Linked DNA regions of Homo sapiens: region 1 is linked to region 2. The links are chromatin contacts, found by Hi-C in ENCODE. All regions are on one chromosome and are shown on one strand. Each heading gives the region's core, a stretch centred on a gene start or an enhancer-like site at or near the end of the contact. The rest is flanking DNA. Distances are from core to core; before and after follow the strand shown. Region 1 holds the start of PKP4 (plakophilin 4). Region 2 has its middle 4.6 kb from the start of TRG-GCC2-2.

Region 1 (3,956 bases), core at 982-3,481, 2.1 Mb after region 2:
AGCCAAGTCTGAATAGCATGAACTTTTAGTGGAATGAAGTGATTCTTTAACCTTGTCTAGCAATGCTTAGTAGCGCAGGAGCAAGTTCAAAAGAAACCTTTCAACTAAATACAAAAATAAACAAAAAAATTAATGTTGAGTGGCAACTTATTTCAGGGGACATTATTCATGGTGGATTTCAGTAACATTTTAATTATGACAAACACGAAATCTACAATATCAAAATAGTCATCTGAGAAAAACACCCACACAAAAAGATTATTGGAGTAATAATCTTTTATTTTCTTCTTTCTATGCTAGCCTAAGGCAAGAGAAAAGACCCATTTTTTCTTTCCATTAGACACAACTTTCATTCATTTGATGTTATTGAAATTTAAAAGAAGCAAAATCATTGGTATCTTTTCATTAAACATGTGTCTCATATAACAATTTGTGGTTTACTTTTTCTGTTCTATAAACAAAAACACACATTAAAAAGCCGGAAGAAGTAAAAAACAGCCTATTTCCATGATGGCCAGCCATGGCACAGCACTTCCTGGCCCCTGCTGATCCCTTCTCAATTCTGAAAATATTTAGGGGGAACATACACACGTTCACCTGTTTTGTTCCACAGTCCTACCCTGTGTAGGACTGTCAACTGAGTTCACATTTTACTACAAATGTGGAGAGGTTTTTTTTTTTCCAATCAAGGCACCATATTAACATTTCTTAGGTTACATCTTTGTAATCTTCAATTATAGTAAGATAAAAACCAGTAGCAAAGCATATCACCCAACTTAAAATTCAGAACAATACTTAGACATATGCAGCTTGCACACACATTAACCTGTTTCTCCCAACAAAATATTTGTAATTTCCAAAATCCTATCAGCTTTTTCACACAATATGGTCCCTCCAATTTGAGGGGTAGTAACATAGTCTCCTTACTAAAGAGATTAGTCTAAAAAAAGTAAAATCGCCAAAAGAATGTAAGAATATCAGTGGCTATAGGCTAGAGCAATATCATCTTTTAAAGCCTAATATGTTCATGAAATCTCACTTTAAGAAGGTGATATCTAAACATAAAATTTATTGACAAAAAACAATTAGTATTGATAAACCACCACAAAATGATTTTAAATGAAAGTAGAAGACATTATTAAAGCTCAAGATTTTTGCGTGTACTGATTTCATGCCTCAGGTTATTTCCATATCAAATTTAAAGAGATACTGGAAAATAGAAAACAAAATCCATCAACTGTAATCCATTTCCCTTACTCTTTTGTGAAATCATCACAAGGTGTGAAGGATTGTTTCTGTTTCCTCTATCTTTAACAAGCCTGTAACCTCTCAAGTGAAAGAACATGCACCTGTCAAGCTCATAGTGCGGGATGTACACACAGATGTGTTTAATAAATATCTGCCCACAGGGAGATTAGAGGTTTGCTTTGAGAATCAGGGAACAGGCTAGCTCATGTGTTGACGCTTTGGCATCTATCATACAATCCGCCACCTCGTTCCCTTACCAAAATATCCTCAAAGGAAATCCTCTTTGAGTCTTTCAGAAGAGTTATGAGTTTGAGGACCCAAAACGTTGAGGAAAGATCCACCCCAGGGAAGGGGGAGTGGCTGCAGAGAACAAACATAAGTAGGATTTAGGTGGCTCAGTGACGTCAGGAGGAAGCAGCGATGGAAGGGATGGGGTGCAAACTCACCTGGAGAAGCAGAAGCTGCACACATGTCAAAGGTCAAAGGGCATAGCCTCAGGGACTCCCCAAACGCAGGAAAAGTGAAACGCCCACTCCTGGGCTCTCGCCGTCAGGGGTACATCTAAGGGCTCAGCTGTTCCTACCTTTGACGCCAGGGACAAACCCTACCAGGCACAGTTGGGATTGGCAGTAAGGCAAGGAAAGCCTGCCCCAGATTTCAGAGCCAGCGCTGGGGAATCTCCCTGTCCTCTCCGCCACCCCCTCCCGCGCCCGAGACCTGAGACACCTTCTCTCTCACACCCACCCTCTCCAGGCCCTCTCGCGCTGAACAGCATCGGTCTCTATGGCGACCTGAAACCGCAGCTCCCATTGGCCTGTTCAATATGAGGGCCGGGCCAATGGGGAGGGCCAGCCCTCTCCTTCCCGCCAATGGGGTGGCGGGAGCTGGCCCGGGGACGGCGGCGTGCTGACGTTCCCGGGAGCCCGGGGCTGGCCGGGCGGGAGGGCTGGCAGCGGGGCGGGCGGCGGCGGCGGCCTCTGGGCAGTAGAGGGGGCTCCGGGGCTGAGTCCGCGTCGACGCCGGCCGCGGAGGCGGCACCATGGGCAAGGGGTAGAGGGGCAAGTTGGCCACCGCCGCCGCCGGGGGTGGTGGGAGAGCCGCTCCGGGGGCGGGGGCCGGTGGGGGAGGGAGGGGCGGGCAGCCGCGCCGCCGCGGCACTTTTTTAATTTTTTCGGGTGCCGCAGCGGCGACCCCTCGGCGCCGATGTCCCTGATCCCTGGAGCGACGACGGCCGCTGCCTAAGCTGGAAAGTAAGTGTGTGGGCTCGCGGGAGGGCGCGGAGACTCCTGCCCACGAGACCCTCGGCCCTCGCCCCGAACACGCGCCAGGGCCAGGACCTGCGCGCCGGGGGCCGGGGGCCTCCCTCCCGCTGCCGCGTCCCCAGCGCCTCGCGGCCGCCGCGGCTTTCCTGCCCCGCCTCGTGTTCCTGCCCGCACTCGCCTGCTGCTCCCCTCCCCCCGGCAGGCGCACAAGTTTCACCCTCCATTTGCTTTTCCCGGCGATTCCTCTCCCCGGTCTCCCGTACGCGCAGCGCACGACCTCTGCCCACGCTGGGCTGTTCGGATTCAGAGCTCCCAGCCCCGAACTTGAGCGCCGCGCTGAGCCCTGCTGGACGCCCTCGCGGCGGCTTCCCCGCTGCCTGCCGCCGCGCGCCCCAAGTCGCCCTCGACACCACTGGGCGCCCGCCCTCCTCAGCACTCGGGGCCGGCTGTCTGTCCTTCTAGCCCCAGATCCTGCACCTTGGTCCCCTCCCCGTCTTCCCACGCCCCTGCTGCCCGCGCGGTCTTGCGTTTGTCCCCGAAGTCCTGTACTCCTTGCCGGTCCTGCCCACCCCTCTGCCTAGTGCGCCCCTCTCTACCGGCCGCGGATCCTCACGCTCCACCCCTCCCGGCTCCCCAGCGCCGAGCCTCGCCGCTGCCCTCCTGCGCCGCCGCTTCCTCCTCTCCCTGCCAGGAGTTGAAGCGGAGCTGCGGCACCTCCCTGGCGGATCTGGTATCCCCGCCCGCTGCCGAGGCTGCCGGCCCTCTCCCCTGGACCGCTACCCGGAGAGCGAGCGGCGGGGCCGGGATTTGGCTGCGTGTTGGCTGAGTGCGACACACCGCGAGCGCGGGCAGTGGAGGTGCCGCGGCGGCCGTGGCCGCTCGGGGCGCAGCGGTAGTCAGGTGTGTGTGTACAGCGGGGGACGCGCGCTGCCGGCTCCTGGGCTGGCGACAGATTGTGCAGGAATGCGAGGAATGCACCAGGGGCAGAGTCCACACAGCCCGCCGCGGCTGCCCTAGCGCCTTCCCTCCCCAGCTCTCGCCGCGCAGCCAGAGGTCACCGGAGCATCTTCGGAGCTGGTGAGCCTCATTCCACTCCTCTCCTCCCATAGCTTCCCTCCATGCGGCAGAGGGGAAGCGCGGTAATTCTTTGGGGCTCCAGCTAGCCTTTCGTCTGGGTTTTTGCTGCATTGGTCTTCAGGACCGTGAATTTGGGGCCGATGACTGTGTAGCCAAGGTTATTGATCATTGCACAGGGCTGTTGGCAAGTTTGGTGTGCAAGGTTTGGATAGTGCCTGGTTTTCACTAGGGTTTTCTGAAAACCAGCAGAAACAGGGGGCCTGAAGGTTGTTAGAGTAATGAGCTTGCAGCCAACATATTTTAGCTCTATCAAAAAATGCCTGTTAGTGCTCACGGGCATGTACTGCGAGAGAGATCTTGAATGCATCA
Region 2 (4,065 bases), core at 667-3,166:
GTGTAAAACAGGTCTCGTCAAATATTTTCCCTTGGCACTGCACTTTCTTAGAGATGGGTATGTGACTAAATCTGGGACAATGAAAAGTCCTTGCCGAAACTCTCTTGCAGAAGTTTTAAGTAAAAACTGTCTTTTTGCTGGGTTGTTCAAACAGGTTGAGTGTATAGTTTGGGTTGTCCAGAAGAAAGAGACAAACATATTCCTAATATGATATTGAGCCACTAGAAGCAGCCATGCCCGACTAGAAAAAATTCTGGATTTTGTGTTTATATGAGTCAGTAAATTGCCCTTAAACAATAAGTGGTGGGCTAAGTGTAGTAACTCACACCAGTAATCCTAGCACTTTGAGAGGCCGAGACAGAAGGATCAACTGAGGCCAGGAGTTTGACACCAGCCTGGGCAACATAGTGAGACCTTGTCTCTACAAAAAATAAAAATTAAAAATTAAAAAAAAATTACCCAGGTGTGGTGGTACACACCTGTAGTTCCAGCTACTTGGGAGACTAAGGTTGGAGGGTTGCTTGAGCCTGGGAGTTTGAGGCTGGCTGCAGTGAGCTATACTGTGCCACTGCACTCCAGCCTTTGCAACAGAGCAAGACCATGTCTCTAAAAAACATACAACAACAACAAAATTAGCCTTTAAACTTAGTTTGAGCAGTATTTTGCTAGAATCTTAACACAAATTGAGAAACAGTTTTACCCCAAACATGGTAAACTTAGATAACTCATTACCCAGGATGTGATATAGACTAATAATATTAAAGTTTAAGAAAAGTTTAGGCCAAGTGTGGTGCCTCACCCCTATAATCCCAGCACTTTGGGAGGCCGAGGTGAGTGGATCACCTGGGGTCAGAAGTTCAAGACCAGCCTGGCCAATGTGTGAAACCCCGTCTCTATTAAAAATACCAAAAAAAAAAAAAAAAAAAAAAAAGCTGGGCATGGTGGTGCGGCTGTAATCCCACTATTCAGGAGGCTGAGGCAGGAGAATCCCTTGAACCCAGGAGGCAGAGATTGCGATGAGCCAAGATTGTGCCATTGCACTCCAGCCTAGGGAACAGAGTGAGACTCCGTCTCCAAAAAAAAAAAAAAGAAACATTTACATTTAGAGAAATTCGTCGATGATGATAACACTACAAGGAGACAACAAAAACCATGAGAAAATTTTTAGGACACATTCCCAGCTTGTTGGAATAAGGTAAACTCTGTTGCAAAGAAGGTTCGGAGCATTTGAAGGAATATTCAGGCAACAGTGTGACAGAGAAGTAGAAAGAGGAGAAACTAAAAATAGAGAAATCCATTCAAGAGGTAGTTAGAATAGGAGTAGAGAGGTGACGAGGTCCTGAACCAAGGCCACAGCTCTAGCATGAGGTGCATGGCAAGACAGAAGGAGGAAGAAAAATTACTCTAGGAATCTACCTTACGTGCTTGATAGACTTGGGGTGTAGTGTAGAAAAGTAAGGAAGAGAAAATACTGGAAGGAAAGGGGTGGTGTAAAGCGCTCATTTTTGGAAATTCTGACTTTGAAGTAAGTAGGAAGAGGTGCCTGCTAGGTGGTTAGATCAACCCCAGGAGAAATCAAGGCTACAGAAGTGGATTTGGAAGTCAATCACCTGATGGGTGAAATGCAAAAATGTGGAAATGGAGAATATCACACAGAGAAAAGAGTGCTGAGGACGCAGCCTTAGGGAATGACAAGAATTGAGGAGCCAAAGTTGGAGAAACAGGACAGTGGCATCTGTGGAGGCAGGCAGAGCCCCACTTCTTTTGCTAATTCTGAATAATAAAACATGACAAACACATATGTCACAGTGTTTCATAGATATACTGTGTAGTAATCCTGTTTCACATCGGGAATGCTGTAGTAGGCAGTGATTTCATTATCCACGTGATCAAGCTTGAAGAGATCAGAGGATGACCAACAGTGCCTTCTGGGTGGTGCACACTAACACTTCCCCTGGTCTGCTCTGTTCCCATGCTCAGATAAGAAGCTCCCATTGAAGCTGGTAGAGAGAAGGAAAGCACTTGAGCACTGTGAAGTGTTACACAATCTTCTCTTTTAGGCAAGCCTGGCCATTGTGACACCCAGTGCGACAGGCAGGGGTTGTAAGTTGCATCATAGCACCTTGGAGCACTTGCTCAAGGTACCAAGTTCCTAGCTGGTGTTAGCTCATCATAGAAAAGTGGCCAGGCTTATATCATCTGAAGAAAGTAAACAGTTCAGAAACAGAAATAGTTCATATAATACAAAGTCACCAAAGCAATGCCTTTTTTTTTTTTTTCACCTGTGAGTGATCGTATTGATTTAATACACACAGCTTATTTCTGTCCCAGGTTACAAACTAGCCCTAGGGAAACGGTGGAGCCAGTCATTTGGATTGCCCTTTACTGGCTGGGAATTAAATCATTACTTATTCCATTTTAGAATCACAAGTAGTACCCTAAGGCCTACTTTCCTAAGGATTAAAATCAAGGCATGGAAGTGAAGAATCCAGGTGTAATTCTCAGATGCATGCAGATGTTGAGAATGCAGCAATTTTTCCTGGAAAGCTGTCACTGCAAAATCATCCTGCTCACGATATGCTCATTCCTAGTTCTCAAGCATATCCAATTAGTCAACAAGCCTGATTTCTCCTTTTAAAATGGCACTGACTCTTATTCTCCCTCCTCATGCCAATCTCTCCTACACAGTGCAGACAATTATCAGCTCACTCCCTGGGCTACCCAGGAAACCTCAGATTTCCTCTGCCATCCTGCATGCTGCTACCAATTGCATTTTTTCCTTTCCCTCCCCTACTTCTCTCTCTCCCTCCTTTTCTTTCTTCCTTCCTTAATTTTGGAAAATTCAGTCATTTCTTTATTCCAAAATTGAATTAATTTTAAATCCATACAGAGTCCTCATGGTGGAGGAAATGTGAGTGGGAATTCTTTACCTTTCTCTTGACTCTCATCTCTGGGTGAAGCATTTATTCAACTACTTCAGAGCTGTGCCGCTTGGCAGAAATAGCTTTCACTTCCCTTCCTAAAGCTCTTTCTTCTTCTTCTTCCCAAGTTATTTGGGTCTTTTAAAATATATGTTTTTTTCATAAGAAACCCACATGTATGGTGCAAAATTCAAAAGGTATGAGAGAGTATTCATTGAAAAGTATGCCTAGCCTGGCACAGTGGCTCAGCCTGTAATCCCAGCACTTTGGGAGGCCAAGACGGGCAGATCACCTGAGGTCACGAGTTTGAGACCAGCCTTGCTAACATGGTGAAACCCCGTCTCTACTAAAAAATACAAAAATTAGCCAGGCATGGTGGCTCATGCCTGTAATCCCAGCTACTCGGAAGGCTGAGGCAGGAGAATCTCTTGAACCCAGGAGGTGGAGGTTGCAGTGAGCTGAGATCGCACCACTGCACTCCAGCCTCAGCAACAGATCCCAGGTTTCCTTTCCTAGAGGAAACCATTGTTATCAGTGTCCTGTATTTCCCTTCACAAATATTTCTATGTGGATATAAACATTGCAACTTTTATTAAAAAAATTTTTTTAATCTCTTTTTTGAGAGACATGCAATTTATTTTTAAGCACAAATGGTACATACTATACATACTGTTATGCTCATATCCTTTTCTCCCCCCAGAAATATATATCTTGGAAAATTATCCTTCTTAGAACACATAGAGCTAACTTTATCTTTTTAGTGGCTCTATGTTCATTTTTTAAACTGTCTTTTATGGACTAGGAATTAAAACATTATTTTTTCTATCTCACAATAATAAGCAGTACCCCAAGGCCAAGTTTCCTAAGGATTAGAATCAAAGCATGGAAATAAAGAACCTAGCTGTAATTGTAAGATGCATGAAGACAGTGAGGTACCATAATTACCTGAGCCAGTTCTTTGGCAGAGGACATTTAGACTGTTTCTAATCTTTTGCTAGTAGGAACAATGCTACAGTGAATGCCTTGAATGAATGCCATTTTGTTCATGTATGAGAACACCTGCAGGATAAATTCCTGGGAGAAAAATTGCTAAATCCAAGGGTGAGTACATTTTAAATATTGCAAAATTACTCTCCAAAAATGT

Evidence for each region. Hi-C counts contacts between places; a loop is a spot of excess contacts on that map. Pooled maps may share reads with other maps.
Region 1: a map with no recorded cell type shows a loop between it and region 2 (7-fold over the local background). The contact joins the promoter of PKP4 here to the enhancer-like site in region 2. A Hi-C loop is called at or near these places in 2 of 168 maps with a recorded cell type or tissue (both naive thymus-derived CD4-positive, alpha-beta T cell), 1 of 37 single-sample maps with no recorded cell type and 10 of 50 pooled maps.

What each region holds. Positions count from the first base shown.
Region 1 is chr2:158,454,721-158,458,676 of GRCh38, forward strand. It overlaps PKP4 (plakophilin 4), which reads left to right and starts at 2,232. Exons shown (of 22, transcript NM_003628.6): 1 at 2,232-2,498. CCDC148 (coiled-coil domain containing 148) reads right to left here and starts at 2,033. Exons shown (of 14, transcript NM_138803.4): 1 at 1,695-2,033. The coding sequence starts at 1,719. LOC124907900 reads right to left here and starts at 3,414. Exons shown (of 1, transcript XM_047446754.1): 1 at 2,411-3,414. The coding sequence starts at 2,734. The coding sequence ends at 2,411. RefSeq lists silencers at 1,937-2,231, 1,962-2,331, 2,552-2,601, 2,852-2,901, 2,922-2,981 and 1 more and an enhancer at 3,512-3,591.
Region 2 is chr2:156,403,780-156,407,844 of GRCh38, forward strand. It overlaps a transcript of GPD2 not described here. Among named protein-coding and RNA genes, the nearest start is that of TRG-GCC2-2, 4.6 kb to the left of the region's middle. Within about 2 kb of position 1,917, at least 4 of the 41 ENCODE cell types and tissues checked have a DNase peak (open chromatin) inside an H3K27ac peak, as active enhancers do.